Linked DNA regions of Homo sapiens: region 2 is linked to region 1. A link is a loop called in an ENCODE intact Hi-C map of the cell type or tissue named here. Cell type or tissue: gastrocnemius medialis. All regions are shown on one strand. Each heading gives the region's core, and the rest is flanking DNA. Links, peaks and the distances in the headings are about the cores only. Region 1 has its middle 9.7 kb from the start of MESP1. Region 2 overlaps SEMA4B (semaphorin 4B).

The links. Peaks named below come from ENCODE experiments on the same cell type or tissue, not always from the same donor. Only the 100,000 strongest peaks of a DNase experiment are listed, where the experiment ranks them.
Region 2: it touches region 1 in a loop (3-fold over the local background); 8 of 110 quality-filtered maps call a loop at or near these places.

What each region holds. Positions count from the first base shown.
Region 1 is chr15:89,758,225-89,763,589 of GRCh38, reverse strand. No RefSeq gene overlaps it. Among named protein-coding and RNA genes, the nearest start is that of MESP1, 9.7 kb to the right of the region's middle. RefSeq lists a silencer at 2,117-2,206. In gastrocnemius medialis, for the core only: CTCF peaks have their summits at 2,467 and 2,666 (motif pointing left); a DNase peak (open chromatin) is centred at 2,649.
Region 2 is chr15:90,218,256-90,223,620 of GRCh38, reverse strand. It overlaps SEMA4B (semaphorin 4B), which reads right to left. Exons shown (of 14, transcript NM_198925.4): 4 at 3,730-3,828; 5 at 2,528-2,639; 6 at 2,141-2,254; 7 at 1,856-2,007; 8 at 1-62. Among named protein-coding and RNA genes, the nearest start is that of CIB1, 13 kb to the left of the region's middle. RefSeq lists an enhancer at 1,420-2,258. In gastrocnemius medialis, for the core only: CTCF peaks have their summits at 2,123 (motif pointing right) and 3,867 (motif pointing right); a DNase peak (open chromatin) is centred at 2,190; H3K27ac peaks cover 384 bases.

The DNA of each region.
Region 1 (5,365 bases), core at 263-5,262:
TTTTATTTATTTATTTTTTAAGACTGGGTCTTGCTATGTTACATTGCCCAGGCTGGTCTCGAACTACTGGGCTCGAAGCTGTCCTCCTACCTCAGCCTCCCTAGTGCTGAGACTACAGTAATGTACCACCATGCCCAGCAATAAAATTTAATTTAATTTAATTTAATTTTTATTATTTATTAATTTTTGAGACGGGGTCTCACTCTGTCATCCAGGCTGGAGTGCAGTGGTGTAATCTCAGCTCACTGCAGCCTTGCCCTCCCAGGCTCAAGGTATTCTCCCACCTCAGCCTCCCAAGTATCTGGGACTACAGGTGCACACCACCACACCCAGCTAATTTTTTTTAAAAAAAGTTTTTTTGTAGAGACGGGGTTTCACCATGTTGCCCAGGCTGGTCTCAAACTCCTGGGCTCAAGCAATCCATTCGCCTCCACCTCCCAAAGTGCTGGGATTACAGGTATGCACCACTGCGCCTGGCCAAAACTTATTTCTATTTTTTTAACTTTTTAAAAAAATGTTTATTTTTTCAGATGGAGTCTCACTCTATTGCCCAGGCTGGACTACAATGGCATGATCTTGGCTTACTGCAACCTTCACCTCTTGGGTTCAAGCAATTCTGCCTCAGCCTCCCAAGTAGCTGGGATTACAGGCATGCACCACCACACCTGGCTAATTTTTGTATTTTTAGTAGAGACGGAGTTTCACCATGTTGGCCAGGCTGGTCTCAAACTCCTGACCTCAAGTGATCTGCCTCGGATCCTCGGCCTCCCAAAGTGCTGGGATTACAGGCGTGAGCCACCATGCCCAGCCTTTTTAATTTTAAATAATAAAAAAATAATAAGAAGAAAGAAACCTAAACGATTCGGTATTCCCAGGCTGTCTCCCATCCTAGTACTTAGCTTCTGAGATAAGACAAGATTGGGCGCGTTCAGGGTGGTGTGGCTGTACACCAGAACTTATTTTTAAATTGCACATGTAATACATGAATGTAGTCTTCTTGTGAAAAATGTAAACACTGAAGACAAAATTCAAGCTTGACCAGCCCCCAGAACTCAGACCTGCCCCCACCCACACTCCAAACAAGTCCTGGTATGTTTTTCTATATTTGGTGTGTACCCAAGGCCTCTGTCTATGTACATATACACATATATACGATAGACCCTTACAGAATACATGGTATCATACTATGACTTTCTGTGTAGACGGGCTGTTTTTCAAATTTCATTTTCTTTTGCCTTTGCTTATATCAGTGGTGCCATACTGAATGAAATTTCTGCACCTTGATTTTGTCACTAAGCAGTCTGTCTAAACTTGCACTTTTAATCTTTTCCAATCAGGATGAATTGCTGTCAGGGGAATGGCTGGGCAAAGGGCATGGTGAGGCTGTTCTGAAGCTTCAGCCCAGCCCTGTCGAGTCCAGGAGGTGCATGGTTGAGGCTGACCTGGTTAATGGCAGCCAGCAGCACTGCCCACACACCTGGGGCACCTTGGCCAAGGCACCTGGCCATCCTGTGTGCTCCCAGGGCCTGGGGTGGAGCATAATCTACAAGGCTGAAGAAAACTTCCTTGGCTCAGGCCAAGCGCTGGATCGTGGATTTCTCTTGGTGAGGGGCCTTGGGAGCTGAGGATAGAGTTCCTCTTGTCCTCGGTCTTTGGCACGTGGTCAGTACAGATCATGTAAGACCCCTCTTTTTATTTCACATCTGGCCAATTTAAGCTCTCTCCCCCTTCCCTTCAATGTTCTCTAGCCTGTCCAGGGATGCCCTATCCCCAGCCTCTGGCAAAGGACCCCCGCCCACTGGCGCTGCACTTCCCCAGGTCCTGCCCAGGCATTCCAGCTAGGCCCCGGGAGCCCCACTCTGCTTTTTACTGGGTCTAAAGTCAGATACCTTGGGGGCATTCTCCTAACCTCAGATGGAGCACCCGGAGCTAGCCAAGGGCCTGAACCAGGCAGCTCGTATGAGGTCCCAGGCTGGTGACCTGGGCCGGCCCTGCACTCTTCATCCTTCTGCCCGGGGCTGGCCACCCTCCCAGCACCTCACCACTGTTGCGGGCAGTCAGTAGGGGAGAGGGGGCACTTAGGGCCCAAAGCCTCCACTTCCTGCCTGGATACAGCTCCATCTTGGGCTTTTCTGGAGGGCCTGAGCAGGCTGGGCACACCCAAGTTGGCAGCTGAGCCAGGTCTGCAAACCCTCACCCGAGAGCTGGCAAGAGTTTCGAGTTTCGGTCAGCTTGTGGTCTGGCCTCTTTCTACCTCAGCTGCACCTGGGGCATGTGTGTGTTGGGGAGGGGTGTTGAACTCTGCTTGGCTCCTGCCTTCCTGAAACTGTCATCCTTTTCCTCATTCTGATGGGCTCCCATCTTGCTCCACGTCTCTGCACACAGATGCGTGCTTTTCCTGGTGGACAGACGGGCAAACGTGTCCAGAGAGGGCAAACGGCCTGCCTGGGGTCACATGCCCTGTCACACAGGCACTGAACCGGCCTTCATCTATTTCTTAAGCCAGCCCAGCATCCCTGACACATCTACACAGTTCCCAGCGCACCCCCAAATAGAGCCAAGCCTGGGTTCTGGCCCTAGCCCCAAAAAACGTCCTTAAGGATTGGAGGAAGAGCTGTCCAGCTCAGACCCAAAGATCCCACACGGCTGGGCAGCGCCCTCTGTTGGCTGTGGTTGGGAGTGCGTGGACACTGGAAAGCCAGGGGTGAACCCTCTGTCCCGACTGGGGCCTTCCCACCAAGGCAGGCAGTGTCTCCCAGGACATCTCAGCAGGCAGTCGGGAGCCCCTGCTCCATTTTGCAGGTGGCATTGTGTGACAAGTGTGCCTCCTCTCTTTATACCTCAAGTTTCCCCACTTTTCACTCTAAGGCTGAGACCCATTGGCACTTCCCTGGAGAAAGTGAAGGAGCATAAATGCTACGTCCCTTAGGAGAGACGTGCTATCTGCTTACCCTGCATTGTCAGCCAGCTCCAGACCCACCAAGACGCGGCACTTCCTCTTGAGCCTTTCCTGGAATCTGCCAAGTCTCTCTCTCCCACCCCCTCCCTCCTCGTCACCCCTGGGCTGCCTGCGACTTCCACTGGCTGAGCACCCAGCTGATCTGTAGCCAGATAATCAGATTATTGTGGGTCTAGAATAATCTATTCCATATGGCTTGCCAGCTCAGTGGCTCCGAGAGCTGAAGGTGTGAGGGGAGGGAGTGATCGTCCTTGGAAGGGGCTGCCCTGGGAGCTGCGGAGCCTCAGCGGGAGGCTGATAGGAAAGGAAGCACAGGTGGGGGAAGGTGAGCCCGCCTTGCTGGGCCCTCTGACTTCTCTGGGCTTCAGCCCAAGCATGGCCTCCAGGCCTCACGATCTGAGACCCACAGGGGCTGGGTGCTCCCCAGGGCCTTTCCCACCTTTTGATTGGGGTGGGGTGTTCACCGTGGGGCACCGCTGCATAATTTCAGGGAGATTTTATTTTTTATCCTCAGGCTGCATCCTCCAGGGATCTGGTCCATGAAGTCCAGATGGGGCCTGCAAGCTCTTCTTCTTCTTTCTTCTTCTCTCTTCTTTCTTCTTTCTTCTCTCTTCTCTCTTCTTCTTCTTCTTTTCTTCTTCTTCCTCTTCCTTCTTCCATCTTTCTTCTTCTTCTTTATTCTTCTTCTTCCTTTTCTTTGTTTGTTTGTTTTTTTTGAGACAGTTTCACTCTTGTTGCCCAGGTTGGAGTGCAGGGGTGTGATCTCGGCTCACTGCAGCCTCCACCTCCCAGGTTCAAGCAATTCTCCTGCCTCAGCCTCCCGAGTAGCTGGGATTACAGGCACCCACCACCGTGCCTGGCTAATTTTTTGTATTTTTATAGAGATGGGGTTTCTCCATGTTGACCAGGCTGGTCTCGAACTCCTGGCCTCAGGTGATCCACCCACCTCAGCCTCACAAAGTGTGGGGATTACAGGCGTGAGCTACTGTGCCCGGCCTCTTTTTCTTCTCAGTCTCTGTGATGTGAAGCAAGGCTTAATGTGACCGGAGGGGTCCCCAACCCCTTCACTCTTAGGACCTCCCTCCAGGATGGAAGGAGCCACTCATCCTCCGAAGGAGACATGGGAGATATAGGGAGGACAGAACAGAGGCTTTGGCCTCTGACAGAGACAGATGGATGCCAGCTCAGCCCCTGCTCACCCTGTTAGGTGGGACAATCTCTCTGAGCCTCTGTTTCCTCATCTACAAAGTGGGGGCCACTACACCCACATCAAAGTGTGTTGTGAGTGTGAGCAGCGACCCTGCAAAGCTCCAGCCCAGTGCCAGACCTCGGGGGACAGTAGTGTGCACGCACGCTCCATGCAGCCTGAGTTGATCCGCACATGCTCAGCCCAGAAGGCAGGAATTACCCTGTGGCACAGCAACAGACAAGACACTGAGGCCAGAGATGGAGAGCGAGGTGCCCAAGTGGCACAGGTAGTGCATGGCAAGGCAGGGCCTCATGCCCACATTGGCCAGACTCCAGAGGAGTGTCCTGGGCTGTCTGAAGGCGGAGGCTTCACTACTAACAATCTCTCCCCTGAGAGGGTTGCTGCAGAGGTGTGGCGGGAAGATCCTTGGCTGTGGGGGACACCCAAATTAGGAGCTTCCCAGGAGATGCTAAGTAGGCTGGCAGTAGGAGAGCCGCTTCCTTCTCCTGGGGCCTCTGGCTCCGGCAGGGACAGGATTAGGGTCTGCAAGGGGACGATTTACATAGCACCTCTGATTAGTACTCCTATGTCAGAGGGACTGGCTGGGAAATGAGGGCCTTGGGGCTGGGAGGGGGGCCGGGCAGTGCCCAGGACCCAGGTTTGGCGTGAGAAGCGGGCTGGGTAGAGTGGGGAGGCTGAGGTCCAGGCCTGAGCCTGAGAGGGTGCTGCCCTGTCCAGCCTGCCCCCCATGCTGGCCTCAGCTTGCTCTGTCACCTCTGCTCCTGTGGGGCTGCCCCAAGGCCTCATTTCCCAGCCTTACACGTTTGGCAGAGGGTAGGCTCGGGCCAGGGGAGCAGAGGCCACTAGCTCCGGCACTTGTCAAAACACAGGCCCCAGAGGTGTGAAGGCCTCACCCCAGTGGGAGAGCGTGTGGGCCCTGCCGCCCGGAGAACTCATTAACTCAGGCAGCCCCCACATGAACCCACCGGAGAGGCTGGCCACAATAAGGAGATCAAAGGGGAGACAGGCAGGGGACAGGGAAGAGGAGGCTGGCTGGTGGGAGGCGGCAGGGACTGGGCTTCAGGTTGGGGTGCCTCCCATCCCTTAACTTGGTTCCATCAGGCCCACTGACCATTGCCCTTGCACCAGCTGGGCCCCTGGGGCGACTTCCCAGAGACCCCAGGGGAGGGAGGGACTCCATGTGTTCCCTTCAATTT
Region 2 (5,365 bases), core at 82-5,081, 460 kb before region 1:
AGCTGGGCCTTGAGGAAGGAGGTCCAGCGCTGCTGTAGCACCCGCTCTCCACCCTCATCGCCCTGGAGGGAGAGTCGGATGGGCTGGGCTTAGGCACATGCTGAGCCATGACGGGGATGCACGGCACAGGACTGCCTCAATGGACCCACCCCAGACACCAGGACTGAAGGGCAGGAGAAGGCCAGGACCAAGTTCCATCTAAAGTCAGGAAGAGCAGTGTACGCATCCATCAGGAGGATGGTCCTTACTGTAACTAAGCAGAGCCTTCCTAAATATGGACGCGATTCACTGCTGAGCAAACAAGGAAGCCAAAGGACCCCAATATAGCCTAATGCCATGTTCCTGAGTGAGTTAATAATATAAGTACAAGGTCGGGATGGTACTTATATTATTAATGCCTATAATTCCAGCACTTTGGGAGGCCAAGGCGGGTGGATCACTTGAGCTCAGGAGTTTGAGACCCTGTCTCTGCTAAAAATACAAAAAAATTAGCTGGGCATGGTGGTGCATGCTGGTAGTCCCAGCTACATGAGGGGCTGAGGTGAGAGGATTGCTTGAGATTGGGCAGCGGAGGTTGCAGTGAAATCTCACCGCTGCACACCAGCCTGGATGACAAAGTGAGACCCTGTCTCAAAAAGGAAAAAAAAAAATGTATATATATATATACACAGAGTTACACATATGCCAAAAAAAAAAAAAAAGATTTGGAGGGGGCATTCTAAAATGATACCAGTGACTCCTTCTTGTGCTGGGGTGGTGGGGTAATAACATTCATAGTTCACATTTAGTCACTGCCCACCACATTTCTAAGAGCTTTGCGTGGATTAATAATTCACATAACAACTCTGAGGTCAGTGTTATTCTTCCTATTTAACAGAAGAGGAAACTGTTAACCGAGGGGGTGAGGGACTTGCCCAAGATCCTAGGCCAGCAGGGTTTGAACTTGGGCAGTTGGCCTCCAGGGTCTGTGCTCTCCAGCTGATGCTACAGTGCCTCTTTAACTTGTAAGTGATTTTTGTGTGTACAGTTTTCTATTTTCACATTTTTTTTTTTGAGACAGTCTTGCTCTGTCACCCAGGCTGGAGTGCAGTGGCACCATCTCGGCTCACTGCAACCTCCACCTCCCAGGTTCAAGCGATTCTCTTGCCACAGCCTCCTGAGTAGCTAGGATTACAGGCGTGCACCACCACGCCCAGCTAACTTTTGTATTATTAGTAGAGATGGGGTTTTACCATGTTGGCCAGGTTGGTCTCAAACTCCTGACCTCAGGTGATCCACCCACCTTGGCCTCCCAAAGTGCTGGGATTACAGGCGTGAGCCACCATGCCCGGCTATTTTCACATTTTTTAAGTAAAAAAAAAAAAAAGAAAAGAAAAAAAATGGCTGGGTGCAGTGGCTCATGCCTGTAATCCCAGCACTTTGGGAAGCCGAGGTGGGTGGATTGTTTGAGCCCAGGAGTTTGAGACCAGCCCAGGCAACGTGGTAAAACCCCATCTCTACAAAAAATACAAAAATTAGCTGGGCATGGGGGCGCACACCTGTAGTCTCAGCTACTCGGGAGGCTGAGGTAGGAGAACTGCTTGAGCCCAGGAGGTCGAGGCTGCAGTGAACCGTGATCGTGCCACTGCACTCCAGCCTGGGTGACAGAGCAAAGATCCTGTCTAAAAATAAAAAGAAAAAAAAAAAAGAAAAAAGTAGTAAGATATTTTAATTTAAAAGGTGAGAGAGAAAAGCTGTTAGCCAAGCTGTACTCCTTGGCGGGATGGGAAAGGCCATGCATGGATGTGGGTGATCTTGCAGCTGTGGAGGCTTTGAGGTCCCTGGGGTGGCCACCCTGTCAGCCCGTTCCCCTCACCTTGCAGATGCGGGCAATGCGGGACACAATGGTGTTCTCAAAGAACTCAAATTCCTGGCCAGTCTCGCTGAAGAAAAAGTAGATCTTGTCATCATCGCCTTGCAAGCTGCCCAGGCTCTCAGGAATGTAGGCTGAGGCCACAAAAGCTGGGTCTGTAGGGACCAGGTCAGGAGCTCAGAGTCAGCCCAGGAACCCTGGAGACAGGCCAAGCTGGGGGAAAGTGCCCCCTTCTAGGGCTGGGTGAACAGGATCCCTGCCCTCTGGGTGGTGGCAAGAGGACTTCACCTTGCAGCCAGTTGAGGGAGCTCTCGGTCTTGGTGGGGCGAAGGCTTTGGCTCCGCGAGATGGCCGGGTCATTCCCTTGGAAGCTGCTGACTGTTCCAGTGTAGAGCTCGCCATCTGCCAAGAAAACATTCCCATGGGAATGGGCTCCTCAGCACGGCCCCTTCTCCCTGCTCAGGGCCCAGAGTGACCCCAGCACTGCCCGTTTTGCCTGTGGTGGGCAGAGAAGGAAGCTGGAACTTGGAAAAACCAAACCCAAGGCAAGCCCCTGGCCATTCTGTCCCCTTGGAAATAAGCATGGCATGGACTCAGCCTGTCCAAAGCTAGCCCTCTAGCCCTGTGTGCCCCTACATGGAACCTCAATGAAGCCATCCTGCCCTCAACACTCACCAACCACCAGGGCAGTGGACTTGAAATTCGGGTCGAAGGGACAACGGCCCTTGCCATCTTCCAGGAGGACATTCCCCTTCTCGTCCCTTGCCAGGGTGAAGTTCTCCATGTTCTGCAGGAGGGTGGACACATGGGCTCAGGGGCACTCCAGGGAATGAGGAGCAGGCTTGGTGAGAAAGAGAGAGGCGTGCAGGAGAAGGCAACTCTGCAGGCAGGTGAGGTGTGTGGGACAGAAGGGGTCAGGTGTCAGGGACGCCGTCCTCCTCAGCCAGGACACGGTGCCGAAGGGTTTGAACCTGGACAGTCGGCCTCAGGAGAGGCCTCACCCAGACACAGTGCCACACTGCCTCACAGTGACCCGACGCGGGACACATTATCAGACCCACCTGGCGGAGGAGGTGAGGCTTAGAAAATGATGTGAGCCTGGCCGGGCGCGGTGGCTCACACCTGTAATCCCAGCACTCTGGGAGGCCGAGGCGGGTGGATCACGAGGTCAGGAGATCAAGACCATCCTGGCTAACACGGTGAAACCCCCCTCTCTACCGAAAAATAGAAAAAATTAGCCAGGCGTGGTGGCGGGCACCTGTAGTCCCAGCTACTCGGGAGGCTGAGGCAGGAGAATGGCGTGAACCCAGGAGGCAGAGCTTGCAGTGAGCCGAGATCGTGCCACTGCACTCCAGCCTGGGCGACAGAGCGAGACTCCATCTCAAAAAAAAAAAAAAAAAAGAAAAGAAAAAGAAAAAAGAAATAAAATGATGTGAGCCTGGAAGGGGCAGCAATGTGATTCAAACCCAGGTGTGTCTGACCCCAAAGCTGGGCTCCAACCCACAGCATCAAATGCCACCCTCTGCTAGGGGTGTGTGCTGAGGAGGGGGTGTACAAGATAAGACAAGAGAATCAAGCAAAGGAGAGGGAGAGATGCTGGAAGAAGCAGAAGAGGGCAGCAAGGCCTGGGTGGCACAGGATCTTCATGGGTAAGTGACCGCATGTGCCCCCGCCTCCCCGCACAGGGAGACATGGCTGTCAGGGCTGCGCTTTGTGCCAGGGTGTGGGACCTCAGGGCTCTTGGAGGCCAGTGGTACCTAGAAACCTCCCTCTGGGCCCTGCCTTTCCTCAGGGGTCTATGCTACAGAACAGGATCCCTGGGGCAGAAAGAGGGGCAGTTCCCAGGTCAGCCTCAGGGCTGAGGACAGGTCACTCACGATGTAGGTACACATGGGGCTGAAGGCTGCTGTGCCACAGGTGAACAGGTGACTGCCGCTGAGCGGCAGGAGGATCTTGATGTAGTTTTGACAGTCGCGCTGGGGGGAAGGAGCGAGGGGATATCAGTCCCACGCCCAAGCATGCCACCAGGGGGCACCGCCGAGCCCCCCCTTCCACACCCAGGCCCGGCCTCTGCTCCCAGGACTGGGGATGGGGCACTCAAGTCTAGGAACAAAGAACCCACGGGTTTTCTGGGGCACAGTGGAGCGTGCACAGAGTGTGTGTGCTGCAGGGAGCCCAGGGGCTCAGCTAGTTTTGTGACTGGCAAACTTTCCTTCGGCCTAGGGGTGAGGGCACAGAATCCTACCCCTTTGAGTTGTACTATTCCCCAGCAGCATCCTCTTCAGAAGCCACAGGCCCCTCCCAACCAAGCTGGGAGCTGATGAAGCCACAGCCCAGAGCAGGAGGACTGCTCAGCCCTGAACCCTGAACCCCAGATTCATGCATCACCTTCAAATGGGGTATCTAACTGGCACCTGCAACCAAGCTTCTTTCTGGTCCTCCCTAAAACACATGCTTCCCCCCGAGATCTTGCCACTTTCATTAATTCTGTCTTTTCAGTCGCTGAGGCCCCAAACCCAGTCAGCCTTGACTCTTCTTGTCGGTCATACCCCATAATTTCCCACCCAGAAATCCTGGTGGCTCCATCTTCAAAATGCATCCGGAATCTGAGCATTTCTCACTGGTCCGAGCCACCATCATCACTCGCCCCTCACTGCTCTCCCTCCTCCTGTCCTTCCCCATGGAGGCTTCTCTACCACAGTAGCCAGAGTGACCCTCTTAGTACACAGGTGAGACCATGTCACATCTCTGCTCAGCCTTCCCCTGGCCTCCCAAATACCTCCCTCAGAGTGAAATCAAAAGTCCTGCCCCTCCTCCAGATATGCCACTGTCAGCTCCTCACTCTCTCCTGATCTTGGCTCAAATGTCACTTTTTTAATGAAATGTTACCTGACCACCTCATTCCATCCCACGCCCCGCCAATAACATTTGTAAACTGACTACTTTTTCTTTTGAAACACAGTCTCATTCTGTCATCCAGGCTGGAGTGCAGTGGCGAGATCTCGGCTCACTGCAACCTCTGCCTCCCAGGTTCAAGCGATTCTCCTGCTTCAGCCTCCCAGGTAGCTGGGGCTACAGGCGCCTGCCACCATGCCTGGCTAATGTTTTTTGTATTTTTAGTAGAGACGGAGTTTCACTATGTTGGCCTGGCTGGTCTCGAACTCCTGAGACACTCAGGAGACCATGAGGTGGAGACCTTGTGATCCACCTGCCTCAGCCTCCCGAAGTGCTGGGATTACAGGCGTGAGCCACTGTGCCAAGCCTGCTTTTTCACAATTAAATCTCCAGTACCTAAAAGTACATGGACACAGAGTGCATGCTTCATCAATGTTAGCTGAATAACAGAATGGCAGCCAGGACTTGAACCTGTGTCTTGATCCCAAGTCCAGCACTCGTTTGCCCTCACCTTACCCAGCACCTGCTGCACTTAGGAGCAGGAGCAGGAGGCCTCTAGGGATGATGATGAGTCCTCCAGGAGAACCTGGGTTGAACCAGATTTCATCCTGTGCTTTG